5 separate regions of the Mus musculus genome follow, and all the other regions are linked to region 3. A link is a loop called in an ENCODE intact Hi-C map of the cell type or tissue named here. Cell type or tissue: left cerebral cortex. All regions are shown on one strand. Each heading gives the region's core, and the rest is flanking DNA. Links, peaks and the distances in the headings are about the cores only.

The links. Hi-C counts contacts between places; a loop is a spot of excess contacts. Peaks named below come from ENCODE experiments on the same cell type or tissue, not always from the same donor. Only the 100,000 strongest peaks of a DNase experiment are listed, where the experiment ranks them.
Region 1: a loop joins it to region 3, with 5 times the contacts of the local background. A loop is called at or near these places in 6 of 42 quality-filtered maps.
Region 2: a loop joins it to region 3, with 7 times the contacts of the local background. A loop is called at or near these places in 14 of 42 quality-filtered maps.
Region 4: it touches region 3 in a loop (4-fold over the local background); 8 of 42 quality-filtered maps call a loop at or near these places.
Region 5: a loop joins it to region 3, with 3 times the contacts of the local background. A loop is called at or near these places in 2 of 42 quality-filtered maps.

What each region holds. Positions count from the first base shown.
Region 1 is chr3:131,591,338-131,596,337 of GRCm38, forward strand. All of the region lies in intron 5 of Papss1 (3'-phosphoadenosine 5'-phosphosulfate synthase 1), which reads left to right. Among named protein-coding and RNA genes, the nearest start is that of Gm36917, 6.3 kb to the left of the region's middle. In left cerebral cortex, for the core only: CTCF peaks have their summits at 2,003 and 3,709 (motif pointing right); DNase peaks (open chromatin) are centred at 2,038, 2,269 and 3,200.
Region 2 is chr3:131,973,055-131,979,244 of GRCm38, forward strand. It overlaps Gm29865 (a long non-coding RNA gene), which reads left to right. Exons shown (of 3, transcript XR_376086.3): 2 at 1,175-1,268. Among named protein-coding and RNA genes, the nearest start is that of Gm29949, 31 kb to the right of the region's middle. In left cerebral cortex, for the core only: a CTCF peak has its summit at 3,082 (motif pointing right); a DNase peak (open chromatin) is centred at 3,110.
Region 3 is chr3:132,081,372-132,087,561 of GRCm38, forward strand. It overlaps Dkk2 (dickkopf WNT signaling pathway inhibitor 2), which reads left to right and starts at 3,921. Exons shown (of 4, transcript NM_020265.4): 1 at 3,921-4,883. The coding sequence starts at 4,662. It overlaps Gm22421 (a small nuclear RNA gene), which reads right to left and starts at 1,021; the gene lies at 915-1,021. In left cerebral cortex, for the core only: a CTCF peak has its summit at 2,871; DNase peaks (open chromatin) are centred at 2,868, 3,575, 3,908, 4,508 and 2 more places; H3K4me3 peaks cover 1,965 bases.
Region 4 is chr3:131,809,733-131,815,922 of GRCm38, forward strand. No RefSeq gene overlaps it. Among named protein-coding and RNA genes, the nearest start is that of Gm29865, 80 kb to the right of the region's middle. In left cerebral cortex, for the core only: a CTCF peak has its summit at 3,425 (motif pointing right); a DNase peak (open chromatin) is centred at 3,447.
Region 5 is chr3:131,700,095-131,706,284 of GRCm38, forward strand. No RefSeq gene overlaps it. Among named protein-coding and RNA genes, the nearest start is that of Gm36917, 120 kb to the left of the region's middle. In left cerebral cortex, for the core only: a CTCF peak has its summit at 3,236; a DNase peak (open chromatin) is centred at 3,244.

The sequences.
Region 1 (5,000 bases), core at 1-5,000, 490 kb before region 3:
GATGAGAAATGTTCTATAATATGGGAAGTAAGGTCTTTGTGGGCCATTTCTGTTTATAGGTTTATTTGTGTGTTGTGTGTGTATGTGTGTGTGTGTTTGCTGCCCAGCACGAATGCCCAGAAACTGACCTTGCGTCCTCTAAGAGCAGCAAGCATTATTAACTACTGAGGGATGTACCTGTGAGTTTTACTATTTATTTATTTTTAAGATAAAGTCTTCCTGGCTGACCTCGAACTTGCTATGTAGACTAGGTTGGCCTTGAACTTGAAGAGACCTGCTTGCCTCTGTCTCCAGAGTGCTATGATGAAAGGTGTGGATTTTTAAGGGCTAAGTGGGGAGGCTTTCAAGGTCTTTTCGACACCGTTGTCTTAGGCTGCACGGATCATTAACGTGGATGGCAGATAGGCTTGCACAGGTGGGCAGGTAGGCTTGCACAGGTGGGCAGATAGGCTTGCACAGGTGGGCAGGTAGGCTTGCACAGGTGGGCAGGTAGGCTTGCACAGGTGGGCAGGTAGGCTTGCACAGGTGATTTTGTGCAGGGCTGCTGGCTGTGCGGCAGCAGTCGCCTGCGCAGGCAGCTCATGTTATCACATATGCAGGAGCTCCTTTTCTTTGTTGGAATCCTAATAAGATGCTCTTTATAATGACAACTTCATTTCTGAAATAAACTAAGGGTCAGTTCTTAGGGGCTTTGCTTGTTTTTCCTCACAGCTGCCAATGCTCTTACCTCTGGTTTCGTCGGAGTCTCCCAAGAGTTCCAGTCAGTTCTGATCCTTCCTGGATCACAGGTTAAGGCCCAGTCTCAGAACATTGCTTGTCGAGAGAGGAGTCATGAGTGCAGTTGTCGAAGTCACCCACTCTCTGCCAGCTGCTTATATAACCTGGGGTGCCTCTCTTCATGCTCTGTAATTGGTCAGAATGACTCGGGAGAGTATTGATTGTTGCTAATTGGTTTATTATCAATTCAGGAAGAGCTTTATGGACGGGATGTATAGGGTAGTGTGGGGCATAGTGAACCAAGTTTCCATGCCTTCTTTTGGCTCTCTGTTTTAGCACCCCTGCATATAGAGCGGCCCAGAAGCCTTTGAACTCTATCGTTTAGGGGGTACTCATGGAGGCTTCCTCTGGGCAGTGACTAGTGGAGTAGGCTAGAGGTGAGGCTGCAAGATACCAGCCTGCGAACAAGGTAATCGTTCTGCTGACAAAACCCAATCCTGAAGCTGTCCAGGAGACATCAACCATGAATTTCTCCATATGAAAGATGTTACCACTTAGGGGATTCAAAGCTCATAGTTCTGTGCTAGGACCTGGGGACAAAGACCAAATATATAATGGGTTTTGCACTATGCTGTGGCTTTGGGTAGAGAGAAGAAGCGAGCACCTCCTGGGACTTTTGAGAGAATGAAGGAGCTTAAAAGGCTGTGCCCATGGGAACAGTAGTGGCAGATTTTGTTTTTGTTTTTAAAATTACCACTGTTCTGGGGAGACTCTCCTTAAAATGGCTTCTACCTGTTTTATTTTATTTTCAGTTTTCTGAGACAGAGTTCTTCTGTGCAGCTCTGCTGTCCAGCTCTGGCTGTCCTGGAACTCATTCTGTAGACCAGGCTGGCCTCGAACTCTCAGAGATCCTCCAGCCTGTGCCTCCAGAGAGCGGGGATTAAAGGTTTGTGCCACCACCACCCATCTTTAACTGGTATTCTTAATTTACTGTCACCAGGGAAGATAAATATTTATTTTGCATTTTCAAGAAAAGTGGGGTATTACAGCCATGAGGTCTTTTTTATGTGAGTACTTTAGATTCTAATTTCTCTTCCCGTCTGGTTGCTCCATACAGTCACTCACATAAAAATATACATGTCTCATCCTTTATCCGAGGACTGTTGTTTTCTTAACTTGATTCAAATGCAAGCATTTATTCAAGACAATAGAAGACAAGTAAGCGGGTGGCTTTGTCTTTTCTTTCCACTACCCCTTGAGTGGTCACTAGATGGCCTGCTAGTATTGCATTTTAACTTGGCCTGTGAGAACACAAGGGAGCAGGCTTCTTGCCGCTGGTTTTAATCTAAAGTGATATTTTAAATGCTGTTTTTAAATCTACCAGGAACTCTGGATTTACTAGTGCTATAAATTATTTAAAGGTTTGTCTTCTTACAAAATGGTGGGTTAGTGCTCTAAATGGATTTTATACTGCACATAAAAACCAGACTCTGGAGCTCGGTTTTAAAGTGCTGCCAGGATGTCGTTTGCTCGTGCTTCGGATGCATGGAGTTGAGACGATAGAAACTTAATAGTTGCATGAAAATGTGCACGGACGGGCCCCAGCATTCAATCTGCTGGGCAGATCTGGCTCCAGACGAAAGTGCAGCAGATACATAGAGAAAAAGCCTTGAAGCGTGGAACCACTGTCTGTTAACATGCTCCGGCTTCTACAGGGAGAGTCAAATGAGAGGACTAGAATCGCTAGTTCTGGGTGATGATTGAGCGCCGTGCCCACCAGTTTCCAAGCAGAAAACAGTTGCCCGAACAAGGATGTGGGTGTAGCATCCGTCAGTCTGAGGTCGTGTTTAGTCAATTAAAAAAGAAATGGGGTGTCCATCTTTTAAATTGAATAAGTATTTACAATTCATAGCATGTAATTTTCTGTACTTGAAGGTATAAAACGCAACCATCATGATGGGCAAATGTGTGAACTGTTCACTGAGCTCTGCTTGGACACTTGGGCAGCCTGAGTCCCTATTTCTCTCACACTGGAACATGGGGCCCTCTTAGATGGGTGAGGTGTCTAGGTGAAGACTTTCTCTGGCTAGCCATCTGTTTGTTTGTTTGTTTGTTTGAAAGGAAATTTGCTGAAATACAATGGATTATGTGAACGATAAGAGAGACATGGTGTTTCTGATAGCTAGGTGAGTCTGTGGAAATCCTAAGGAATCCTAAATAAAACAGTCAATTCATGTGGCAGGGACTCCACGTTCTGTCCCTTAGGTAGCCAGTCTCACTTCGAGCGAGTATCAGTCCTTTTGGGTGTTTAGTGCTGGTTTTAGAGACAGAGGTTTGGATTAGAATGTGGTAGAAACTGGCTGTGTCTGCATTTAAAATAAAAAAAAAAAAATATGTGTATGGGTGTTTTGTCTGCAACTCTGTCTGTGCACCATGTGTGTGCCTCGTGCCTGCAGAGACCAGAAGGCGGCATCGGATCCCCTGAAACTGCAGCTACAGATGGCTGTGACCCGCCATGTGGATGCTGCGGATTGAATCCAGATCCTGTGGAAGAGCAGCCAGGGCTCTGAGCCGCCGAGCCGGCTCTCCAGCCCTGTGTCTGCACTTTTAAGGTTCACTTTGTACTTCTGTTAAGTAGTTGCCTCGGCTCTACACAGACTTTGTAGGGCTCGCCTCCACGGAGCAGGTGCTTGGTGCTCCCCTGGAGTGCTCCCCAGTGCTCAGGAGCAGGTGCTTGGTGCTCCCCTGGAGTGCTCCCCAGTGCTCAGGAGCAGGTGCTTGGTGCTCCCCTGGAGTGCTCCCCAGTGCTCAGGAGCAGGTGTTTGGTGCTCCCCTGGAGTGCTCCCCCTTGCTCATGGTGTTTGTATTCATTCCAGAAGCATTTGCTTCATCTTTTCAGAAGAAAACGGAAGCAAACTCTTTTTTGTTTTTAAAGATTTATTTATTATTATACATAAGGACACTGTCGCTGACTTCATACGCACCAGCAGAGGGCGTCAGATCTCATTACAGACGGTTGTGAGCCACCACGTGGTTGCTGGGATTTGAACTCAGGACCTTTAGAAGAGTAGTCAGTGCTCTTACCCACCGAGCCATCTCTCCAGCAGAAGCAAACTCTTGATCTTATATTTAGCATTGGTTCTCCTCCAGAAGAAATGTATATATACCACATTGTAAGGCTAAAATCCATTTAAAATATCGTTAGATATGAACCTGCAAAGGGAAGAATTTTGTTGAATGCATGTGATGAAAAATTACTTCGGTCGAAAAATAAAAATATTTTCCGGCGGCTTGATTTTGAAAACATAACTATCGCCTCCATGTTGACATTTGAAGGCACATATGACTAAACTCGCGTATGTATGTATGAAGCACAGTGCTTGCGACTGAATTCCTTTCTGAGATCGTTTGGAGTCACTGGTGTTATCTCTGCCTCTCCCTAGTCACCTTGGAGACACGCAGCTTTCTCCACAGATCATTTGTGTGTCTGTGGGCTGATGTGGTCTGGTCGAAGGAGCCTTTTAGTTGTAGCAACACTGGCTCCTTTGCAAGATCTTGCTGTGCTCAGGCAAGCAGAGTCAGGTGACCCTCCGTTGTGTTTCTGAAGAGACAGGGCTTGCCCCTATTTGAGGAAAGAGTACTACTCCAACAGCTTCAGCCATGGGCTTGGAACATCGCAGTGGGCCGGCCCTACTGCCGTGAGTCATTGGTTTTTGGGAGCTGCATCTTGGCAGAGGAAACCAGCTAGAAATTAGAATACTTATTAGATACGCATTGTATCAGATGGAGTTGGAAGGACGCTTACTAAGTGCCTCTCTTCTGACCTCTCTAGATTGTTGACAGCTATCCACCAATAAATGTGGGAGAAGGGAGAGTTTCAGTAACCCCCCGCCCCAGGTGCCCTCCCCAACCCTTCCACCGTGTAATACAGCAAAGAAATGGCAAAACAAGCAACTGGAGAGTGGCTCTTCCCAGGGTGGGGCTGAGACTGGCTTTGTGGACACCCCACGGCATTTCTTCCCACACCGTATACTCTGATCTTCCAAGTGCCAAGAGCTCCAAGGCCATGGCAGAGGAGGGAGGCTCTCTGTACGCGCACTGTAAGAGGGCTTGAAGAAGTAGGTTTACAGCTGTTCATATCTCATCAAGAGAACTTTTCCAGGCCAAACGGAAGTGCTGACAAGCTTTTTTGTGAAGAACATTATCAGTGCGCTGAAAGATTTTACATAAACTAGAAACCCTTAGACTTATTAATGCTTAACAGAATTTATTTTTGAAAATAA
Region 2 (6,190 bases), core at 714-5,713, 110 kb before region 3:
GGGAGAATCCACAGTGGCTAAGCAGTCGTGGCAGCAGCAGGTTGTCAAGGCTGGGGGCTGGGTGATCACGCTTCTCACACAGCCAGCCTAGAGAGAGAACACGAGGGTATAACTTCTCGAAGCTCTCTGTGACATATTTCTTCCAGTGAGGCTTCATGCTTGAAAAGTCCCATAACCTCATGCAAACAGTGCTGCCAACTAGTGGCCAAGATTTCAAATACAGGATCCTATGGGGGACATTTCTCACTCGAAGCACTTATATTAACTGGAAGTCAATTTATAAATAAACCTGAGTTTTCAATTTTACTACTTTATATACTATTACAGGATGTTCAGTTGCCAAACTGAAAACTTGATATATATATATATATATATATATATATATATATATATATATATATATATATATATCTTTCTGTATTAAAAATGTTATTTTCTCCAGTGGCATAACAAATGCTTTATATATTTTTCTGTCCTTTCTGTAACTCTGTATTTATTCATGTCACACGAAAAGATTCATCTGATATTCAAACAATCTAACCAGAGAAAGATTTCAAGTATAATTTAGCGGAAACTCAGGTCAAATTAGACATGGCCATCCTAACCAGGCCAATGAAAGGAGATTCCCAGTGTCACAGAGTTCACGATAAAAGCTTTTTATTGAGATATGCTCCTTTTTTTGTTTTGGAGACAGAATATTATGAGATATTTAAGTCATTTTAAACAAAACATTTAGGATATAGAATATGAGTGTCATACCAAAGTTAGTGGATGTAGCAAGGATTTAGGAGGCACCAGGGAAACAATGTAACGTCGTCATTATTGCTCTACGGCTATGTTAGAATAAGAAGCAGTTGGAAAACTCATTCATCAAGCAGCTACCCAAGCGTCACTTCATTGAAGTACGTTCCAAAGACACTGAGCAGCGTGCTTCTCACTTGCTCCCAAACCACAGCAGGTTTGTACAAATCCAAAGCCCTCCAAGCGTCCAGTTAATAGTAATTGAATTAGATGATGCATATGACTAAGCCACTGAAGAGCTGTGTGTCTTTGAGTAATTCCCTTAGCCTCTCTGGGCCTCTCCATTGTGGCAGTATTCTGATTTATAGAATTATAAATCTTCTTGGAGTTGTAGAAATCCTGAAAGTCAAAACATGGTCTTTCTTTTCCTCAGGACCAAGAATCCCTTTGCGGTTACGAAGGCTATTTGCCAGCCTATACTGTTGCTGCATTTACGAATACGTTGCCTAGCCTGACCTTGTGAACAGGTAAGTCCTCAAGGAGTGAGCGCTGATATTTGATCCCTGGGATTTACTTTCCTCAGACCTTTCAGAGGATCATCAGACCTGGCTGGAGCATGTGCGGGAGCTTATCTGGCTTTTGGTTTTCTTCAAAGGCAGGTGTCAAGGTGAACAGATGTTTTGCTGTCATTAGGTGTGCCACATCCACAGGATGAAAAAGTGCTCCCCAAGCAGGGATCCAAATCACAGCATTCTCCTGGCTGACTTAGGATCTCAAGGAGCCAAGTCACATTTCTGCATCTGTTTTTTTGCTTCTCGTCAAAAGTGATTGCAACAGGGCTGGTGAGAGCGCTCCATCAGTGAAACAGGAGGATCCAGAGCTCATACAAAAAACCAGCTATGGTTGCCTATGGATGTCATCTAAGAGCTAGGGAGGCAGCATCAGGTGGGCTCCTGGGGCTCTCTGGACAGCTAGCCTAATCTACTTGGCAAGTTCTAGATTCTGTATCAAAACAAAGGTGGAAGGCTCTTGAGATTCCAAGGTTGTCCTCTGGCTTCCATATCATGTATACATTTGTACCTGCACACACATGCTTGCATGTACATACAGCCATACACAAAATAACTGCAATAGATGATTCATTACTAAGTTACCTAGTTTTGACCACCTCTTGGAGAAAGTTAAAGGCTCCATATTTGTATTCAGCCTAAGTATGTGTTTCCTCTTTTGTATTGTTTTGTTTTGTTTCTTTACATATTTATTTATATGTATGTGTGTGCTTGATTTCTCTAAGAGAGTTAGGAAACTAAAGAGTTTCCCCCTCCCTCTTTGTTTCCTTTGTACCTGGAAATGGAGGTAGAAACTATTCTCTCTTCCTCTTCTCTTTTCATCTCTAAAGTCTCATCACTTTTCTGAATAAAGGAGCTTTTGATTCTGCTTTTGACTGACTGATCACTGTCTTTCTTAGTTTGTCATGCAACATATGAAGACAATAAAAGGAGACCCATGCAGGATCTACACACATGCAAGATCTACACACATGAAAGATCTATACATATACAAGATCTTCACACATGCAAGATCTACACATATATAAGATCTTCACTCATGCAAGATCTGTACATATGCAAGATCACACATGCAAGATCTACACATATGAAAGATCTACACATATACAAGATCTTCACACATGCAAGATCTACACATATACAAGATCTGCACACATGCAAGATCTACACACATGAAAGATCTACACATATACAAGATCTTCACACATGCAAGATCTACACATATGCAAGATCTTCACATATACAAGGTCTGCACACATGCAAGATATACACACATGAAAGATCTACACATATGCAAGATCTTCACACGTGCAAGATCTATACAAATGAAAGATCTACACATATACAAGATCTTCACACATGCAAGATCTGTACATATGCAAGATCTGCAAAATGCAAGTTCTACACATATACAAGACCTGCACACATGCAAGATCTACACTTACACTCTTTAGTTTACATGAGATCCTGAGAGACCTCCTGAGGTCACGTCACACACACACACACACACACACACACACACACACACACACACTTCAGACCAGTATCCTTAGTTTTTCCATCAGGCTCCATGAACCTCCAGGCTTCCACCAGAGACTGGAAAAAAATGCTCATGCTAAAAAAAAAAATCATAAATGTCAAAATCTGGTTCCATTTGATAATTGGTGTTGCCAACATTGGTACTTTTTCTCTTCCTCAAATCTGCCCCGTCTGGCTGCCCTCTGGGGTCACTGAAGGAGGACAAAGCTGTGGTTAGTCGTGCTTGCCACTAGAGGGCAATGCTGACCATTAACAGAGTGATTCTAAGGCGCTGGCCTTTGGAATTTGAAGCTCATCTGTACCCTTGACTGAGAGAAAGCAGATGCAGAGCTCATGCTTTGTGTTCTGTACGTGATATAAAGACTGTAGTGCAGATATTGTGAACATGGCTGACAACTGTACTCCAGAATACAACTTAGCATTTGTTTCCCAGTTTTGGATGGTCATCAATTGTGGGGATGTTACATCCTTGCATGCTGTCTCAATATGTTTTAGGAGTCCTGACTGATGGCGCATCTTTACAAATGCTACAATAAGTGTTAGTATATAAGGACCATGGGTACATGCGGAGGAGGGGGTCTGTGTGGTTCCAGTGACTTCAATGAAGTTCTCATACTGTCACATACTCTAAGATCCGAAAATGAACCTTCTTTTCTTACTGTGAGTTACAATTATTTTGTAACCTTAATTTAAATAAACACAGCATCATACAACATTATCTGAGTAGTTTCCTATCTATAAGTACATGGATATATTGGTATCATATTCATTTTGGGTAGCCTTCATATTTTACCTTTTAGGAAACCAACTAACCCAAACAAACAGAGAATACAAAGCCAGCTGTAAAAAGGAAAAAAAAAAATCTACAAAGAAATTCCAGATACAGAATGTCGTGAGGTGAGGGACCAGGCTCTATAACTGGCAACTCTAACTTGCTAATGCCTAGAGATCAGTGGAATTCTCTTGCATTTAAATGCATTCAGTAGAAATATGTGAAAAATTGCTTTCACTAGTTCCCAGGACAAGATGTTGGAATTTGTAAAACACGGTCAGATTGCTTTAATACACACTGTAAAAATAAACTATTTGATAAAAGACACTTTTAAAAATAGTTCCCATGTCTTTGGGGAAAACGCTTTTATTGTGTGTTAAGGACTCCCTGAAAGACAGGAAGCAAAATGTGAGACTGACGGGGGTAAACATGGTGGTAGGGCGACCTCTGAGGAAGGCTGCCCTGAAAGACTGGTAATATTAAAAAAAAACTTTAAAGGAACAAATCTCTCCAACTGAACTTACTAACTGTGATGCGGAAAAAAAGCTGCCGGGTGCAGGAATAAATCAAAGGATGAGTTCTTGATTATTTGAATGTCAACTTGTAAAAGATGAACTCTCTGATGCACACAAGTAAGAAATGATTTCAGATTGCCTCCCCCCGCCCAGAGCACCAATGGCCTACCTCACAAAGAGCCCTGGAAACAAACCAGGAGACATCATCCATGATTGCATAAGAACTGGAGTCATCTCTATTCTCCCGACCACCACTTCTTAAACAAGAAAGACCTGGAGGGGTCCCAGACAACAATAAGTACAATGATCAAGGAGGCTCTATATGAACATCGATTAAAGGAATTGGATGCTTTAGGCTAAACACATAAAAGCAAAAAGGGACTATGATCAAAGTCTTATTGTCAAGTCTACTATGACGTAGAATACAGACCTGTTCATAAAATCATGTAAGGAGTGCGGAGATTGTTGTATTGTATGTTGTATAGCATTTTAGACTATTTCATCATAGACAGGCAGGACATTTAGTGAGTGAATTTTCTTTGATGGTTGTTTTAGGCTGAGCAAATGGGTATTTTCTGGGATTATTAACATTATGGATGGCTGGTAGAACTACAAAGGAAGGGTTTGTAAGGTTTCCTGAACATGAAAAAATTCGGTGTACAGGTTGAGTGGACCTTATCCAAATAGCCTGGGTGAAAATTGGTTTAGATTTGTGGGTGTTCCTTTTACTTAGGGGGATGTATTTGGAATGGGACATATTTAAAATATTCATGTTGGAAATGTAGTTCAAGTTTAAATGTGGTACTCAGTCATGTATAATTTATATCTTTTATTCACATATGTGTGCTTTCATTTATATTTTGCTTATACAGCATTCACAACTGTGTTTTAGGATATGTTAATGTGCCTGAGTTTTGGCTGTGACAGGTCATCTAGGTTGGATATGGATATTTTTCACTTGTGGTACCAGGTCAATCAAATTCTTTGCATTTCACATTTTCAGATTACAGATACTCTGCTTATATTATTTCTTGTAAATCTAAAATATACATGGATCATAGAATGCTTTGATATAAATTTCAAAGGAAACAAGAGAAGGCCCCAATGGAGAGGAAAAAACTTTCCACACTCTAAGGGAAAGAGGTTGCACTTCATTTTCTGCAGTATTTTCTTTATGCTACATGGCTTTTGTATGTTTGTATTGATTATAAACTTGTCTTCATTAGTATGAAATTTTAGCATTTTGTTGTATTTATGGCAATTACATGGGGGTCACTGGAGGTCACATGGTCACTTCTCTGTTTCTGCACACTTGCCTTCAAACCAAGTCAAAAATTATTCTGTGTGCTAATAAGGAAAACAGTGACATTTCTTAAGGGAAAAAACAAAACAAAACAAAACAAAACAAACCTCATTTAGGGCAGCTCTAGTGAAATAAAAGAGTGTGAGATTTTTGAGAAATGGAGTTATGCTAAAGTGCCCTGGAATCTATACTTACCTCAATTAACTACGAACAAACCACAGAAATGGCATATGCCACAGAGAGCCATAAAGCAATTTCTAACTTCATGGCTATGCTGCTGACTGTGATTAATGTAAATGTACTTAGAAGTGTCAGGCGATGCAGATAGTTTCTGTTAGGTATAGTGTCAAGTGTACAATCACCAGCATCAAGGGGGCTCATATTTTTAATTAAAAGGAGGCATTCCTACTTAGATGAGAGCTAGTGGCTCTAGCTTCCTCTCCTGAGTGTGACCGTCAGAGAAAACAGTAGTTTAACTAACAATTTCACAGAAAGCTGTCAGTATGATTGCTTCAATATGAGCTGAGAAAATTTATTTTCCCCTAAAGTACTTCATTTGAGGAAAATAAGAGGGGAAATAAATTCACCAGTCCCACTGTGTTGAGAAACCAAAGAGTATCTTTTCCTTGAGATAATTATGACTTAATTGAAGAAAATTTAATTATATGTATATATACAGAAAATTAATTATGCTTTATACAATAAGCATGACAGAAGTTAGTGAGAGGAGACCAGAGAGCCTCACAGAGCA
Region 3 (6,190 bases), core at 685-5,684:
TATTGTATGCTGTATGTATGAGCATCTCCAGGGGATGTATTTAATCATCTTTATTTCTACAATTGCCTGACCTCACCAGCTTGGAAGTTGTAGCTAACCTAGAAGAGACTGAATTCAGAGATTTGAAAAATTCAGCAGTGGGGGGAAGAGAAAAGGGCTTGGGATAGCTACTCCTGGTGGGCTGGAGGTGGATGTCTGTGAGCCAAGAGTTTGACAGTGGGATGTAAGCTTCATCAAGGCCATGGTCTCTATCCACTCACTTCTGTTCACAGGGTCCCACACTTACTAACTGTGCAGCAATTTCAGGAGATACTAATCCAGGAGGCATGATGATGGAGTGACTTAGTAAGGAACTGTAAATGAGAATATAAAGGGTAAATCCTGTTTTAGGGTTAAGTATTATAAGGAAATCTAGTTTTGGAACAACTGCTGAGAAAGTGGTTTCTTTTTAATGGGGCCAACATGGCCCAGAGCTAGAGGAAGAGAGAGGGGAGGGAATGTCCAGCCAAAGAATGAAGTGTCCACACACTTCCTTCTGAACAGAAGAGATTTGACTTGACTTATGCACAATCTTCTATTTATGCATCTGTTCTCTAATTATGTTATTGCCAGATATCTAGAAACCAATCCTCCCAAGTAAAATACGAAGGTGCGTCTTCCTGTTTAAGTAAGCACACAAGGAGGAAACGTGTGGACTCATGATGGCAGCCCAAGGCATGTGATTATTCAGTTATTGATTTTGCATCTCCTTGTATGTTTACTATATGTGACTATCAAATAACTGTATAGATAATATTTGGGTTATCAATGAAAACAGTTTTCACTCCCTTTTTAGTCTAAGATGTGGTTGTTTATATTTAATTGTTTGATCCCATACATTTGATTTTGCTTAATGCACAAGGATATTTTTTTATATAAATATGGAACGCTTCACGAATTTGTGTGTCATCCTTGCGCAGGTACCATGCTAATCTTCTCTGTATCGTTCCAATTTTAGTATATGTACTGCCGAAGCGATCACAAGGATATTTTTAAAAGAAAAATTTATGTGAATATTTTTCTTTTGAGGCAGAGTCTCACTGTATATCCTTGGCAGGCCTGGAACTCACAACGATCACCTACCTCTGTTTCCTGAGTGCTTGTGCCACCATGCCTAGTGTGAACTTGAATGCCTAGTGTAAACTATATGTTTAATTTATTCATAGAGTTTGTACAGTTCTGTGTTGGCTTCAAAAAGGATTCCTTATTATGGCCCTCATGGATTTGTACAGGAAGTACATTGTGATTGAAATTAATTTTCTGATCATATTGCATTTTCTTTTGCTATAAAATACTTGTCAGGGGTGGGTCAGCTATTAAAGACCCTTTTGTGTAAGTCTGATGACCAAAGTCCAAATCACTGTAGACTGAGTCAACTCCATAACCCCTCTGACCTCTGCATGGGCCATACCAGACACACACCTCTCATACATGCACTAATAAGAAATCAAAGTTGCAAAAATGGTAAGATATTCTTTAAAATATCCCAATTAGCACATTTCTAACTTAATTTCCTGAATTTTTGTAATGTTTCTGATTGATAAATCAAGTCTAAACAAAAGCAAAAAGACACTATCTGTAAAGACAAAGAACTTATTCACAATATACAGAACACTTTCCTCCTCCTCCCCACCCCCCCTGTGTTCCATTAGAACCTTCTTATCCTTAAACCATACAAATTTGTTCTTGAGTTGACAAGGCACACACACCTTTTGTTGCCTAAAATTATATGTCCATGTATGTTATTTATCATTGTAAAGACATTTGCCACGAGATCTTCCCCTTTAGGCAATGTTGGATGTTTATTTCATTATCATTTGCTCTAGACACGATGTGATTTAGCAAATGTCTAGGGTTTATTTATCATGATGTATGGTGACTTTGTGTCTATTGCTACAGTAATGTCCTACTCTTCCTTCCACCCAGCCCTTGATAACTGCCATCCTCATTATCTTAGATTTGTAGAACTGGCACATGTCACAGGAGTCTGTTCTTCAAGAGTCACCCATGTTATTCTTATGCATTTAAAAAGTGAAACAAGAGTGATGGCAGTTGTTTGGAATTTCAGCACTGAAGCACTGAGGAGGAGGAGGAGGAGGAGGAGATAGAAGAGGCAAGGGGGGGGAAAGGGGTGGAGACAGGAGGATTACTAGCTTGGAGCCTAAGTTTGGGCAATGTAACTAGTATATGTCCTCAAGAATAAATCAAAAAGTAAATCAATCGATCAATCAATCAATCAATCAATAATCAATCAGCACATTTGTTTTACTTTAAGGCAATAGGCCAATCTGGAGAAAACGTGTTTTTATTTTCTAGTTGGTTGTGTATTTAAAAAAAAAAAAAAACCTCAAGGCATTGTGTGCATTGTGTATATGAAAATTTCTGGACAGGCTGACTCACAGGTCAGGAAAGTGAATAACCGACTCTGCCCAGGACCTCCCAGCTCTTGATGCACACCTTAAGTCTTGGCGTGCTTGGTGGAAAATATTAACGTCCTTACCCTTACCCCCTTCCCCTTAGCGTTAAATTAGAGTCCTGGACAGGTTGGTATATGCCAGAATTAGGTGTGAAAGAGGAGACCTAAACCTCAAAATTCTAGAGTGTGCTACTGGAGTCAGTTCATCACAGCGGACGACCTCTGTCTGACTCCATTTTGGCTCAAGGACACTGCTAGGGATTGCATGACTGAACTGCTAAAGACACAAGCAGCAACCTTTGCTCCTGGTCTCCTGGGTGACCAAACCTCTCCTAACCCAGAGCTTGCTGGCAAAGCTTGTCTCCTGCAGTGTTTGTGCTCCTGGCTGATTGCTGCTACTGGCGCCCCCAAGTGCTGCAAGCCAGTCAGCGCGTCAGAGTGGTTCGCTCGGTGGCCCTCTGCCTCTGTGGAACAGTGCAGAGAACTCCGAGCCTCAAAGACTGACTTGAAAGGCTAGCCAAGGCCTCCGGGCGGGGGAGGGGTGGGAGTGGGGGTGGGGGAACGAGCGGGGCAGCGCTCAAGAGGCAGGACCAGAAGTTTCTGGCCCACTTCACCACCCACCCGGTTCCCCATCAGGCTTTTTATTCTTGCCTGGGATTTCCTCTTTGCAGAGGACGCGTTGGCACCCTAAAAGTGCCTCATCAAGCCTTGAGGTAGCACAAGTCGGGTCATTATCCCCTTCCTCACTCCTTGTTTGGATTAAAGTGTAATGTGTATATCGGGTTGGGCGAGGGATGAGGAAAACAGAAAGATTCAAGCACTTCAACGGGGGAAGAATGGTCCCTTATTCCCCCTCCTCTTTCTTTGGTCTTTTCGCCCCTCTTCCTTTAGTCCTCTTGCCTCCCCCTTTGTTCATCTCCCCCCCCCTATTCGAAGCGGAACCCCATAAAGCACCTACAGCCAGACAGTCTCACACAGCACATTAACCGAGAGGCTCAGGCTAAAATCTAACTGGGCTGTACACAGTCCACCAAGTTAACTTGCAGATGTTCTCCAGAGCTTTTCCAGCGCTCCTAGCTGGAGGCTGAAGCTGGGTGGGAGAAGTAAGAAGCCATGGTTAGTGGCAGTCACCACAAATAGGGACAACTTTTCCTCTTCATTTCTGCCTGTTTCCAAACTCCCATTCACTCTCGGAGCTGTGATCGTCCAGGAAGAGCTTTCCCGTGTTCTTCTGGAGGTGAACCCCAAGTTTTTAGTTGTAGAGTGAAGGAGGGATGGGAGGGTAGGAAAGGTGAGAGGCAGGAGAGACAGCCTCAGAAAGAGCGCCTGCTGGGGGAAGGGGAGGCAAGCGGGAGCGTGGGGTGGGGGAGAGAAACGTTTTCACTCTTTGTCACTCTTGAATTGGGGGCGGAGGAAAACCCACTGAGGAAAGCTATAAAAAGCTAAGAGGGCGGGGGAGAGCAGCAAGAGAGCACTGGCCCTCCGCGCAGCGCATCACTGCTTCGCTGGCAGGGCTTAGTGGCCCCGTGTGAACCAAGGGACAACTCCTAACCGCACCAGTGGGAGTGCGCTTGCTGGGACCTCCGCTCGCCTCAGCTCTCCAGAGTCCGGTGGAGGGGTTGGGGGAGACTCTGATCACCAGTCACAAACCCCGCGGACCTGGAAAAGAGGGACTTGAGTGGTGCAAAGGTTGAGAGCTAAAGCACAGGAGAGGACAGAGGAGCAGAGGAGCCGGGGGAAACAAGAGAAAAGAAAGGAAGAAAAAGAAAAAGAAGCAGCAGCTGGGGAGAACCCTGTGCGCGGTTAAGGGAGGATTCCATCACCGCGGAAAATCGTGCAAAAGCGCAAAGGTGCTGAACACCAAACGAAGCCGGCAGGGCGATCTGCAGGGCTGGGTCTAACAGCACCTTGGGTCACGCCTCCTTGGCGAGAAGGCGTCTGGCCTTTGATTGCTTCCAGGGACTGCAGAACTTCCTGCCCGTCAGAGGAGCGGGTCTCGCTGGGGTCGCGTTTGCTCCAGGCTTGAGGCTTGAGACTAAGTTCTTAAGAGTCCCGAGTGTCTGATCCAGGAAGGGTTGGGGGAACTGTGTCTGTGAGGAGCCCACGCGCCCCACGTGAGGGGTTGAGTGTCGGCGGGCGTCCTCACTCCCCTGGCATTCCCATCTTTTCAGGGCTCCACCCAACTCCGGGAACCCCTTACCCGGAGATGGCCGCGCTGATGCGGGTCAAGGATTCATCCCGCTGCCTTCTCCTACTGGCCGCGGTGCTGATGGTGGAGAGCTCACAGCTAGGCAGCTCGCGGGCCAAACTCAACTCCATCAAGTCCTCTCTAGGAGGGGAGACTCCTGCTCAGTCAGCCAACCGATCTGCAGGCATGAACCAAGGACTGGCTTTCGGCGGCAGTAAGAAGGGCAAAAGCCTGGGGCAGGTAGGAAACCCCCCCAAACACACTCTTCAGCCAGGAGAGGTAGGGATCAGAGCTTTTGCATCTGCAGCTTGCCTTTGAGCCCTGCAAAAGTCAAAGCCTTGCCCAAGCCAGGTGTGGCGCTTCTGGCTATTTGGGAGGGGGTTGCTGAAGCTGGGTCTGCAGGGGTACCAGGACTTGGGTGTTTTGCTGGTCGCTGGGATGCTGGGTTACAGCGGGAGGTTTAGAGTTCTGTCTCATCTTTGTGTTGAGACATGAGTACTTTTAAAGATCTAGTGCGTTTCTTTGGCAAAGGGGCCAGAATGGTCCTTCCATCCAACAGGAGGCTGCAATGGATGTGAACAGGAGCTGACATAGCAAATGGGATGTGCTAGCCTTGATTCTAAGTGTTCACTTATTTAATCTTCACAACTCTGGAAGATAGGACCTGTTGACTTCAAATGAAAAGTTTGTGTATGCTCCAAACTCATAACTGGTATAAGTGACAGCGCGGGATGTCACAGTGCAGTGAAAATTTGGATCTCAGGCACCCAAAACATTTTACAATGGCGAGAAGGGGATTTGCTCTCTTTTGCACTTTCTCTGCCAAACTCTCAGCACTGGCAGGCAAGATCCGCAGTAGACTTGCATTTCTCACTCAAATAGAACTGCGAATAAATCAATTGGCAGGAAGAAAATAATGAGGTGACAATGACAGTTTCTTAAGTGCCTGCAAAGCAGCAGGGATACCAAAGCCGATTTTGAGAGAGGGTATTTCCCACGTGCGTCTTGATGTCGGTCACATAGGCAGATAGGTGGACGGTCCTTTACAAAGGGTTACACAGACACCCAGAGCGGACTGAAGCAAAGCGCGCGCGCGCACTGGGTACCAAGTGTGGTCCATGCGCGGTGGCCAGAAGAGGGGGCTCTGTGGGCACTGGGAACCACCGCAGCTCCACCTTCTGCTTCTTTTGTGGGAAGCCCAAATCGAATACCAGTTTGCCAAAACAGCACATACACCTCTCACACGTGTCAACTACAGACAGAGTTCCACGCTCCGCAGATGCAGTTTCTGGTTCGCTCAGAGTTGAGGCTGCCCCCGCTTTCAGCACGCTGTCGTCAGCTATAGCTAGCTGCCCACAGCCCAGGAGGCAGAGGGAAGGCTGGCAGAGAAGGCTGGACAGCCAGAAAAGACTCAGGCCTGAGCCTGGCCCCCTACTGCCCTCTCATGGCCTGAGTGCCTGGTGTGTGTGTGTGTGTGTGTGTGTGTGTGTGTGTGTGTGTGTGTGTGTGTGTGTGCGCGCGCGCGCGCGCATGTGTGCTCCTGCGCT
Region 4 (6,190 bases), core at 483-5,482, 270 kb before region 3:
TGTTCCTGAACGACGGGGCCTATGTCAGAGGCTTTCCAGGTGAGAGTCTATAGGGTCTTTGGGTTTCTTGGCCCACAAGCTACCCTTTCCCATTCTCTTCACTGCCCCTCCCCCACCATCATCTTTATCTCCCATCACATGGGGGAGGGAACGATTCCTTACTGTGAGGAGTCATAGAGTTTTGGCACAAAGTGTTTCAGACCTGACAAATTCACATTGTGTTGAACACCCAGAGTCCAGAGGGAACATTAATCAATCCCTTTTTTATTTGAATTGACTAATAGCTCAAAAGAATTTATCACTTTGTTCCATGTGGCTTTTAAGTGGACTGTGCCTCACTACATATACCTTCCTGTCTTCCATCCTTCTTCCCTCTCTTTTTCTTTACCCCTTTGGTCCCCTTCCCTCTTCTTCTTCCCCACTCCAAATGTGTCTGTTGTGCGCCTTTTATGTAGAAGGTACCATGCAAAACATTGACAGGAGTAGCAAAATTACTCTTTGTGTTTTTCTGGTTGTAGCAAGCTTAATATAAATGTGCAGTAGGTAATTACTACTAGTTTGGATATTTTGTGAATTCATTTCCATTATAGGCATTTGCACGAAATTATAAATAATCCATTATTTGCTCTCCTACAGTTCATCAGATCTTCATTCATACAGTGTTTATATTGGATAAGCTTTCTTGATGCCAATCTATATTTAAAGAAACACATGTATTTCATTCATAACTAAGTGGTCTGATTCTGTGTGAGCTATTGTGTCTAAAGGTGGTAAATTTGTCCTAGGATAATGTCACAAAGGGAAACATGTCCTTAACATCTCCTTGAAATGTAGCTCTTTACATTCTGTATTGTAGTGCTACCCTCCCACCCCCGCCCCCAAGTTCCCAATTCCAAGTTACAGGAATTAAACCTTGAAAAATGATAAGCTGGATAATGGCCCCCTTGTTAGGCCTGCTACTTTCTGAGGGAAAGCCCAGGAGGAGTGAATCTGGGGGAGATGGGAGGTGGGGGAAGAGCCTGGAGGAGTGGAGAAAGGGGAAACTGAGGCTGGAATATACTGTCTGGGAGAAGAATGAGGAGAAACATGATAAGCATGTGATAGGGAAAGACGGTGAGAGGCTCAGATTTTATTCTCCCATTTGTAGTCTGGCTATTTGTTTAATGAACCATTCACATGGCAGCATGTGAAGGATGCTGTCACAGGCTTTAGTGGAGCTAAAGGAGCAGACGTTTTAATCCTGACTAAGACCTATTCCTACAGACCTCAAAATCCTAGGAAGTTGTAAGATTTCTTTGAAAAAAAAAACACAGAGGCAAGGGGAGAAGGGAGAGAGGAAGGAAGAAGAAAGAGAGAGAGAGAGGGAGGGAGAGAGAGAGAGAGAGAGAGAGAGACAGAGAGACAGAGACAGAGCAAGACAGAGAGAGTCCCTGTACTACCAGGTTTGCTGTTTGTTTCTAAGCTTTGTAAATTGGAGTGCTGAACTCCACTAGTTTAGGTGCTTGGAAGACAATGTATTTGATTTACCTTTCCTTGTCTGAAACAATGTTTCCTATTTTGCTAAGATGAAGAAACGTTGATCTTAAGAGTGTTTCTAGGTTTCAATTTATTAAAAGTTATCTACTGGATTTAGAGCGGAGGCCTATTATATGGTTCTCAAACTTTTAATTAGGTCAAGACGAATTTATTTTCAGATCTAGTTTAACATCTTCAAGATTTCAAGCATTAAATCGAATCTCACTGGAAAATGTTTTCTTAAATTACCTTTTATCAAAGTTAAGATAGCATTTCTACCCTTATGTCAAAAAAAACACGTTTCCATGGCTATTCCCCAGAGTTGAGGAGGCTTACTAACGACTAACTTATTATGAAAATAATATTTATTTGTCATCTCCAGCAAGGGTTATATCTTTCACATATTCTAATATACTGTAGACCACACATGACATTTTAAGGCCTACAGTCTTTTTTCAAACAATATCCTAAACCCTATAAAATGCATTTTATAATCTTCAAATTTATTTTCCTCATGGATGTGGTGTATTTGTGTACATGTATACAAATATGTACATGGATGCCTGTGCATATGTGTGTAAGTGCCCGTGGAGGGCAGTGCTCAACATCAAATGCCTTTCTGAATTATACTTCATCTCATTTGTTGATATAGGTTCTCCAGCTGAACCTGGATTTTATGATTTGGATAGTCTGTCTGGCTAGCAAGCTCCAGGCATCCTCTTGTCCCTGCCTACATAGTGCTGAGATAATACGCACATGCTGGCATGTCATGCTCTACACGGGTGCTCGGGACTGAACTCGGTCTTAGTGCTTGCATAGCAAGTAATGCCTTTAATGGCTGAGCCATTTCCCCAGCCCCACTTTTGAATCTTATTCCATTGAGGTAGGTATATCAGAGAAAATGCAGTGCATGGAAATGCCAGTGGCTTTGAAAAAAAAATAGTCGAGGTGGTTATGAACATTTTAGAGATATTTGAACACACCCAAGAATTATGTGTATATATGCAGAGGTGTTAGCTTTCTGTGCTGTATAGCAAATAATGCCAAATCCTAAGGTCCAAGGAGAGCAAGCATTGAATATTTTATAGTTTCTATGCGTCAGGAATTAAACATGGTTGCAGCTTGTTTGACTAGAGCTGTTGGACTCCTCCGCAGTGAATATACTCGGTGCCGCAGACTCTGCTCTGAAGACTTGAATGGAGCATAGCATAGTGTCCTCCCAAGGCCTGACTGTTAGGCTGCCTGAACATTCTTATGTCATCATAGAATGACTAGACAGTTGTCTCAGAGCAGAGAGAGAGAGAGAGAGAGAGAGAGAGAGAGAGAGAGAGAGAATATACATGACAGAGTGCCCAAAACAAAAGCCTCAGTTTTTGCACTCCTATCTAGGAAGTGACACAACATGACCTTATGATACACCATCGATTGTAGAAATGAGCCCTGAGATACATTGGGGGGTGTATGGAGCCACCAGAGGTAGGGGCAATTGGAGTCGGTTTCCACAGTACTTGTGCATGCATGTCCAAAATGCATGGTACAATTTTCTACTACAGTCATGCCCTTGCAGTATTACATGTGTGTATATGTTTGTGGATATACATGTACTTTAGCTGGAGACCAGGGGCAAAACTTTAGGATTGTATCTTTTCTTCCATACGTGGACCTTGGGGATCAAACTCAGTTGTCAGACTTGGGGGTTGGTGTCCAGACCTGCTGAAACATGTTGGCCCATATTATCAATATCTGTTTTTGTTTCCCAGTTTTCTGTCTTTTAGATGACTCCTCTCTTTACAAACTGTAGTTTTTCAGTTGTTTTCTTCCATAGTCACACGTAAGATGTGACAAAATCTGAAGCCTTCACTCTGCTATTTCAGGGACCTCTAAATTTTTCCTCAATTTAACCAGCAGATGGAGCCTGGAAACCTGCTATGTTAACCACTCAGGTTCTCCGGAGCGCTTCGCTTACCTTGCAGTCTTAAGGACCTGGAAGAGGCCTCCACATTAACTTTTTGTCCGATGGACCTAAAAGCCACGGTTGGGGGCAGCACCAAAATTCACATCTTTGGCCTTATTACCTCACCTCTTGTCCACTTGCAGAAACTGAAATCACTGTGTGTTGCCTCCCAAGAACATTAATCTCAGTTCATTTCAGTTACTCACTTGGTTATTGTTGTGTGGGGTGGGACCATGACTACATCGGTCTCTGTTCTGTAGAAGTTTACAGTGTGACTGAGCAGACAGGCATGGAAGTGTGAACTTCAGAACAGCCTGTGCTAAAAGGCCAGGGTAAGCCAGGGCATGAGGCTGGGTGACCTAAAAAAACCCTGTCGAGTCTGCCTTGGTGTGGAGATTAAGCAACGGATAACAAGGTGACTGCAGAGGGGGCTGTCAGGGAAGATTTCCTTTTGAAAATATTGTTTTTTCATACAAGATATTCTGATTAAGGGGTCCCCCATTCCTAATTTCTCCCAGATCCTCCCCAACATTCTACCACCACCCAAATCCACACTCTTATTTTGCTCTCTCTCATTACAAAACAAACAGGCATCTAAAAAAATAAGATTTAAAACAAACAAACAAACAAACAAACAAACTATACCAGAATAAGACAAAAAATGCAAGCATAAAAAGGAAAGAGCCAAAGATAGACACAGAGAAGAACATTCATGCACACATACATGCTATTAATATACAAAACCCAGAAATCCTAACATATAAGTAAAAGCCCTCTAAAGTTCAAAAAAAGAACCTAAACAAAGCATTATGAGAAACAACAAAACAAAACAAGACCCCTCCAAATATACCATTGACTTTGTTATCTGTTTGTTATTTTCTGCTAGGATGGGAACCTGTTCTTAAGTATGGTTTGCATGTCCAGTGAGACTCTGTTAAAGAAAACTAATTTTTCGCGTTGTGCGTGGTTATCAAACAGGGTAGTTTCTGACTTGGGGATGTGGGCTTGTGCCCACCTTCCCCTCACAGTGCTGGGATCCCCCTCTGACTTGGTTCTGTGCAGGATCTGTGTATTCTGTCACAGACTCTTTGAGCTCATAGATACACCAGTCCTGTTGTATCTAGAAGACCTTGTTTCATTGGTGTCTTCCATCCCTACTGGCTCTTAGAGTCTTTCTGCCTCTTCTTCTGCAGAGTTTCCTGAGTGAGCCCTGGAAGGAGGGATTTCGTGAAGACATCCCATTTAAGACTGAGTTTTCCAAGGTCTCTCTCTGCAGTTGTGGCTCTCTTTATTTGTTCCCATCTGCTGCAGGAGGAAGCTTCTTGGATGCTGACTGAGCAAAGCACTGATACAGGAGCATAGCAGAAGGTTGTGAGGAGTCATTTTATTGCTATACTCCTCTATATAACAGTAGTTTGGGGGTTTCTCTTAGGTGTATAGCCTATCTAAGTCTCAAGTTCTTGGCCACAGGAGCAGTGTCAGGAATAAATTCAATCTGTGGAGTGAATTTTAATCCAATCAGATAAAGGTTGGTTAATCCTACAGTTTTGTGACACTACCACATCAGCACATCTTGCAGGTAGGTCACCACTGTAGATCAAAGGGCTTGTAGTTAGGTCAGTATTTCTGTTTCTCTTCTGAGAGTGTATAGAGTAACTTGCAGTAACATGAACATTAGTCAGTAAGATAGGCACCAGATCAACTTCACCATGTTTAATGTAGGTGTTGACTTCAGCAATAAGACCTTTCCATCAGTTTGTAGAGAGAAACCAAAAGCCTTGACAAAAACCTGGGTTTTTTTTTTTTGGGGGGGGGGGACTCCCATGGGATGCTTAGACCAATTTGATGAAATATAACCTATTCCTTCATAGAAGAAAGCAAGAGATGTCCAGGTGGGGCTTTATCTCCCTGCCCCCCCCCCTTTTTGAGACAGGGTTTCTCTGTATAGCCCTGGCTGTCCTGGAACTCACTCTGTAGATCAGGCTGGCCTCGAACTCAGAAATCTGCCTGTCTTCTGCCTCCCGAGTGCTGGGATTAAAGGCGTGCGCCATCACGCCCGGCATTGTCTCTCTCTTTTATTTTGTGATCCCATTTATATTTCTTTCACTTATGTATATATTTTAAAAGCATCTACTCTGGTAGTTTTCCCCACAACCCCTCAGATGTTCCTTCCCTCCTTTACCCTGTCTTCTGCCTCTTTTCTGAGCCTCCCATCCTTCCCACACCAGGAGATTCCCATAGTAAATGGATTGGGAATGAGATTGAATACATTTTCAGAAATCACCACATTTGCAGAGGAGTATGACAGAGGACATTTTTACCTGAATTGAGAGAGATAAAATTTCAAATAAACTTATGGGAAGACTCACCACGAAGCCAAAACTTGGGGAGATGTTTGCAGGTTTAATAGATACTGCAAAAGATATACTGTGATAAACAGTGACCACAAATGGAGCTGAAATCAGGAATTCCAGCAGAGGCAAATACATGTTCCATAGGTGGATCTTACATACTACACTGAGAAGAGTGGAGGAGGTATGGTGGGTATACATCATCAGAGAAAGGTCAGAGTCATTTGGTGAGCTTCTATTCAGAGCTCAATGAAGGCACAGAAGATGGTTTATGTGTCTATCACAGTATGTATACTATACATATACAATATGTATAATGACCAGTTAAATGCACAATAGTTAAGGCAATCAGTAGAGAACTTTTACCTAG
Region 5 (6,190 bases), core at 530-5,529, 380 kb before region 3:
TTGCTCCTCATGATGCTGGGAGGGAATAGTACAGATTGGGCTTTGGAGAGAACAGACATTTATCTCTTATATTTCTAGAGGATGGGGAGCCCATAACCATTGTGCTAGCACCTGGTCCTCGTGCTGTGTCCTCTGAAGGGGGAGAACTCCTGTCCTCGCATGGTCAGAGGGCAAGAGAGGCCGGAAATCTTCTTTTCCCCTTTAGCTTGTATTCCAGCTTTCCTTTGAGATGGGACCACAGAGATCCCCTCGGATCTCCTTTTATTATGCCTTCATTTCTGTCCACAAAAGCAGGACCTGTATGGCCCAGTCATTTTTAAAACCTCACCTCTTAGTACTATTACAGTGGTAATCAAACTTCAAAGAGTTTCAGAGAGGACAACACTCATAAGAGTATTGGGTTTTGAGGGAAACAAAGAATCCATCTGGTTATCTTTGAAAGCCTTTCTGGCCTTCTTCTAACCACACATTCCTGATTTTAGAATTTTCAGGGCAAGAATTTCCCTTGGAATTACCTAATGCACTCCCTCCATTTGCACTATAAGGAAAAACTGTACCCTGGGCAGGTAAACTTGATCAAGATTTCGTATTCTATTAGTGGCATTGAACCCAAGGACTTACATATGCTAGGCAATTGCTTTATCACTGGGTTATCCCTAGACCTCTTTTGTTGTTGTTGTTGTTGTTATTATTATTATTATTATTATTATTATTATTATTATTATTATTTTGAGACAGGGTTTCTCTGTATAGCCCTGGATGTCCTGGAGCTCACTCTGTAGACCAGACTGGCCTCGAACTCAGAAATCCACCTGCCTCTGCCTCTTGAGTGCTGGGATTAAAGGCATGTGCCATCACGCCCGGCTCTACCCTAGACCTCTTTCACCTTTTATTTTGGGGCAGGGTCTTACTTTGTTATATGACGTGGCCTTGAATTTATAATCCCTTTGCCTCAACTTCTTGTAACTAACATCACAGGCTACACCAACAGGGCTGGCTACTTCTGTACCTTTGAAGCCCAAGTGAGTGAGGAAGTGAAAATGGACGTGCTCTCATTTGACTTCTCTAGGGGAGATCTGGCCCTGCGGATGGACCCCTTTGGTTAATCTTCTTAGGCCTGGAGAAGGAGCCTTGCTGTACTTCTTGTGCATTTCTCAGGTCAGCAACGTCCCTTTCCCCTTTAGCCTGTGCTTGGGATTTGTATGCTCTGCTTTTCATTTTGATGTGTAGCCAGATGGAGTCACTCAGTGCTCCCCTCCTTCTGTCCTAACCCTCCCCTCAGGCTACCTTTCTCTCCCAAAGTCTCAGACTGGTGTCTCTGGTTGCTCATAATAAAGCATCATGCCTGCCCCCCCCCTTTATTAATCTCTGTGGTCTTTGCTTCAATAATACCAGCACAAAACAGAAGAAATCATGTGCTTGTCATATGGGTGACATGTGGTCTTTCATTGTCCATCATTAAAAAAATAAAAAGTTGTTGGAGGTTTTCTTTGCATATGTGCGTAGTAAATAAAACAACTGGACACTTGTAAAATAGAAATGAAGTTTCAGCTACATGTCAATAACGTGGCAGCGATTTCTTTGTTGTGGAGATCCGGCCAGAGCGTGAGGAGGACTGTGTAATATGCGCTCGAGCTGCAGACTGGGCATGGAAATACTCATGGAATCTTAGCCAGGACACTGGAGTTTAAGGTCACAAGAAGGAAAGCAACTTGACAGGCACCAAGGAAATAGTAACTATTTACTGACAGCGTTCAAATAATAGCACGGCTCCTAGAAGCACTTCAAAGGGAGCTAGGCAGGAAATCCACGAGTAATGAATCTGAATCCTTCTGAGATTCTGGGAATTCAAAGGCGGAGCCTTCCGATAGCTGCATTGAGGTGGATCATGAGCAATTGCTTCACTTCTGGAAACTGCCCAGAGTCTTTTATGGAAACCAAAGACTTAAAACCATTTTCTTCTGTTTTTGATGCGTCTGTACTAAGAGTATCACGTGACTTCCCTTCTCTGGCAGGTAAACGGAAGTAACCTCTGAACTACTTCCTTTCTCTTTTGATGATTGTGGAGAATTGAACCCGTGCCTCATGTGTGCCCTAGTCCTTTGAGATACTTATTTTGTTTTTATTATCATTTTATTTTATGTTTTGTTTGCATGTATGTCTGTGCCTGGTACCTTCAGAAGAGAGCATTGGATCCCCTGGAATTGGAGTTAAGGATGGTTGTGAGCCACCTTGTGGGTGGTGGGAACCAAACCTAGGTCTTAAAGAGCAGCAAAGGGCTCTTAACCACCAAGCCATCTCTCCAGGCCCCTCCCCACGGGTATTTCTTAAACAAGGTACACATTTTTAATTAGATATTTTCTTTGTTTACATTTCAAATTTCCTAGTTTCCTCTCTGAAAGTCCTCTATACCCTACCCCCGCCCTGCTCCCCAATCCATCCACTCCTGCTTCCTGGCCCTGGCATGCCCCTGTACTGGGAAATATGATCTTCGCAAGACCAAGGGTCTCTCCTCCCATTGATGGCTGACTAGGCCATCTTCTGCTACATATGCAGCTAGAGACATAAGCTCTGGGGGTACTGGTTAGTTCATATTGTTGTTCCTCCTATAGGATTGCAGACTCCTTCAGCTCCTTGGGTACTTTCTCTAGCTCCTTCATTGGAGGCCCTGTGTTCCATCCAATAGATGACTGTGAGCATCCACTTCTATATTTGCCAGGAACTGACATAGCTTCACAGGAGATAGCTATATCAGGGTCCTGTCAGAAAAATCTTAATACTTAGAGGCATACCTGATATAATCTAGGTTTTAAAGGTGTCACAACAGGAGAATATCCAGGTGTGGAAGCAATCATTAGTTTCAGTGGCAATTTATTGAATTTTCAGTTATTATAACTAAGTATCGTGCTAAGAAGGTCATATTGAGCACATGACAAGTGGAAGTTATGTCTTTTCAGTTTGGGATTCTTAGGGACATTAGCTGATAATAGTCCACATGAATAACACAAACAATGAAGGCCTTTAGGATATAAAGGTCGTTTCTCAGGGATTCTTAGGTGAAAAGGCTTTTGTTCCATTCCAACATCACCATGGGTATCAAAGAACCATTCACTCATGGGCACTCACACATAACCCAGTGTTTGGGAATGAACTTCAAGCATTAAGTGACACAAAGCCTAGTTACAATCATTTTACAGCATAGACTTGCCTTCAGTAAATCCTTGCCTAGAAAACTTCCCACTGGGAGGCAGTGTGGGCTAGAGAATAAACCCAATTACCTCCTGGATTTGCCAAGGTCTTTTGTATGATTTTTGTATGCTCAATGCAATAGAATTGAAGACCCAGAAATAAACCCACACATTTATGGACACTTGATCTTTGACCTCAAAGTCTTGTGATTTCAAAAAAACAAAGAAGCAAAGAAACAAACAAACAAAGAAACAAACAAAAGCCCCCAGCTTCCTATACACAGTCTTGTCATAGAGGATCTCTTTTTATGTCTGTAAAACTTACCTATTTTAGTCAACCAACTTTTAATTTGAACTAGGCTTGAGTGAAAGGTGGAGGGATATTCTCCATCCACGAATTAATGTGTAACCGGTAAGGATTCAGTTAGGAGCATGCAGAACTTGTGCTATGATTGATTCTTTTCTCCTCTGTCCCTCACCGCCTCTCTGCCATTCCATTGCTCCTGCCCTGCAGACTTGACAGAGGTGGCTAAGGGGATTTTAGGGCATACTTCCTCATACACATTCGTAGAGGGCATGAAGTACTTGTGCACAAAGATAAGCACTGGAGAAGCCATGGAAGTTAAGCTAGTAGGCATTCATCAGAGAAATGAGATGTTTAATCTGTCCACCTGGAATGTTGGGAATGAATGTAGTTTACAGCCCGTTCATCCTTTGCTGCCCAATGAGGCAGGCTCTGCCCATATTGCTCAGAATATTATGTTTGTTTATCCCAGACCTTTCCCCCCTAGAACTTTGAGCATCACCTCTAGGTCATAAACCTCATCCATGTGAGAGATGTCATTTGTACTTTACATCAGACATGTTATCTTAGGGTCAGGTATTGCATTTACCTCACTCATTCTCGATAGATCCTTGTCTTGAGCATGTGTCTACATTATCAAGAACCTATCTATGGACCAAGTCATATGGACTTTGTAAAGAGCTTCAATGTAAACATGTAATGTAACTGTTTTCTGAAAAAAATTGCACCCCCTCCCCCCAAATTGTGCTTTGCTCACATATGGCAAAAATATACAAGCTGAGGTCAGACTCTAGAATCTCTGGCCCAGCACTGGTACCAAAATCGGGTTGAACCCCGTTTCATTCTTGTCTTTTTGCAGATGGTTTCCCTGCTGGCAATTCTTCTGAGCCTAGTGTTGCAGGTGCTAGGCTGGATGCTCAGGATAAATGTTTGAGTGATTGTCTGTGAGACAAAGAGACAGAAATGAATGCTGAAGAAAAGCATGCATGGTAGGTGTCTGTAGACCTCACCTGGCATGGAGAAGGAGTCCTTGGAAAGCTGAAGAGGAAGAGGCCACAAGAAAAGCATCCTCTATTTTAAGAGTTACATGTTGGGAAATGTGTATAGGCCAGTGCTGGTGATGGGCAAAGGGACTGGCCATAGATGTGGTTAGATCTTTTGGAAGGAAAATTGATAGTAGTTAGATTTTTAAGGGAAAAACATGATTACATTTGCATTTTTAAAAAATAATTCTTCCTGCTGAAGACCAACCAGATCACTATGAGAGAAAAAGGCGAATTTCTTACAGAGACCCAGGCAAAAACAGTGAGAACTGAAACATTGGCAGAAATGATATAGACAAAGGACCATATTAAAAGTCACTTCGAGGTAGCATCTACGGTGTGGCTGGTTGACTATGGTCTAGCATGAGCAAGGAGCCCAGGTTGCTTTTTGATTTTCGCCTGTTACTGCAGTTGGATGAAAGACAGGCTGTTCAAGGCAAGAAGTCAGTATCCATCAGATATAGTTCTGGGGGTGACATGGTGATGACTTAGATACAAGGTATCTACAGCTTTGTAGATGTTCCATGAGTGCTAGTTTGTTCTTCTTACATGATTCCCCCTCTCCCCCAAGAATATCTACAGATGCTCAGTAGTTGGAAATGGGTCTTTCAGTAATAATGGTTTAGATAGTTGTTTCAGCTATAGTAAATGGATAGGGCTGCCTAGAGAGATAAATGTAGAATAGGGTAAGTGGAGGCAGATTACTGAATTTTCCAAGCAAATGAATACTAAGAGAGGGCTAAAGAATTTTTAGAATACATTGGTTTTTTTTTTCTTCCTATTCTCATTCTCCTCTTTTTCTTCCTTCTCCTTCTTTGGAGTCATCTCCTTGCTATATATCTCTGACTAACTTGGGATTCATGATCCCCTGACTAGTGGGATCCCCGGCCCACACCTCCTCTCCAGTTATCGTATTGTTTTCAGCATCACATAGATGTTACACTTACTTCTAGCTTCATATTTCAGTGGATGTATAGACACTGGGCGTTCAGACTTGGGCTTGAGAAACATCCAAAAAGCTCTTTAGAAACCAATGAAAACAAACCATAGTGACCTAATTTTGAAATAAACTTCTAAATCAATGATTGTTATTAGCTTCTAAATATACCTAGTAATAAAGCTGAAATCAAATCAGCACCAAGGAAGCTGAGCATAGTTATCTTCTCAGCACAGGATGTGCCTCCTTGAACTGTCTAGAACATTGAAGCAGATTCTCTCCCATGTCTACACTTTGTAGCTGCCCTTTGGCTGCGGCCCTTCTCAACACAGGGAGCACTGCTCATGGGAACTTCATTTCTGTCCTGGCTGCTTGCTTTCAAACCAGGTTTACTTGATTAGATGTCCTCGTTGGGAATCTAGTAGTTAATCCTAAATTGATTAACTTGATTGACTGAGAAGCACTTCCGAGGTTAGTTAAACAGGCCTGTGGCTGTGCCTGGCAGGGCATTCCAACAAGATTAGCTCCTGGGGGAAGGCAAACTTGGAATGTAGGTGACTGGGGCTCAGATGAAATGACAAGCCAAAACGAGCAGCTCTAACACAGGTATTCCTTCTGATTCCTGGAGGCCATGGGTGGAATCTACTCGGCTTCCTTTTCTGTCTTCCCCACAGTGGTGTGGAATCCAGGGTGAGCCACAGGAACTTCCCTCTGTGAA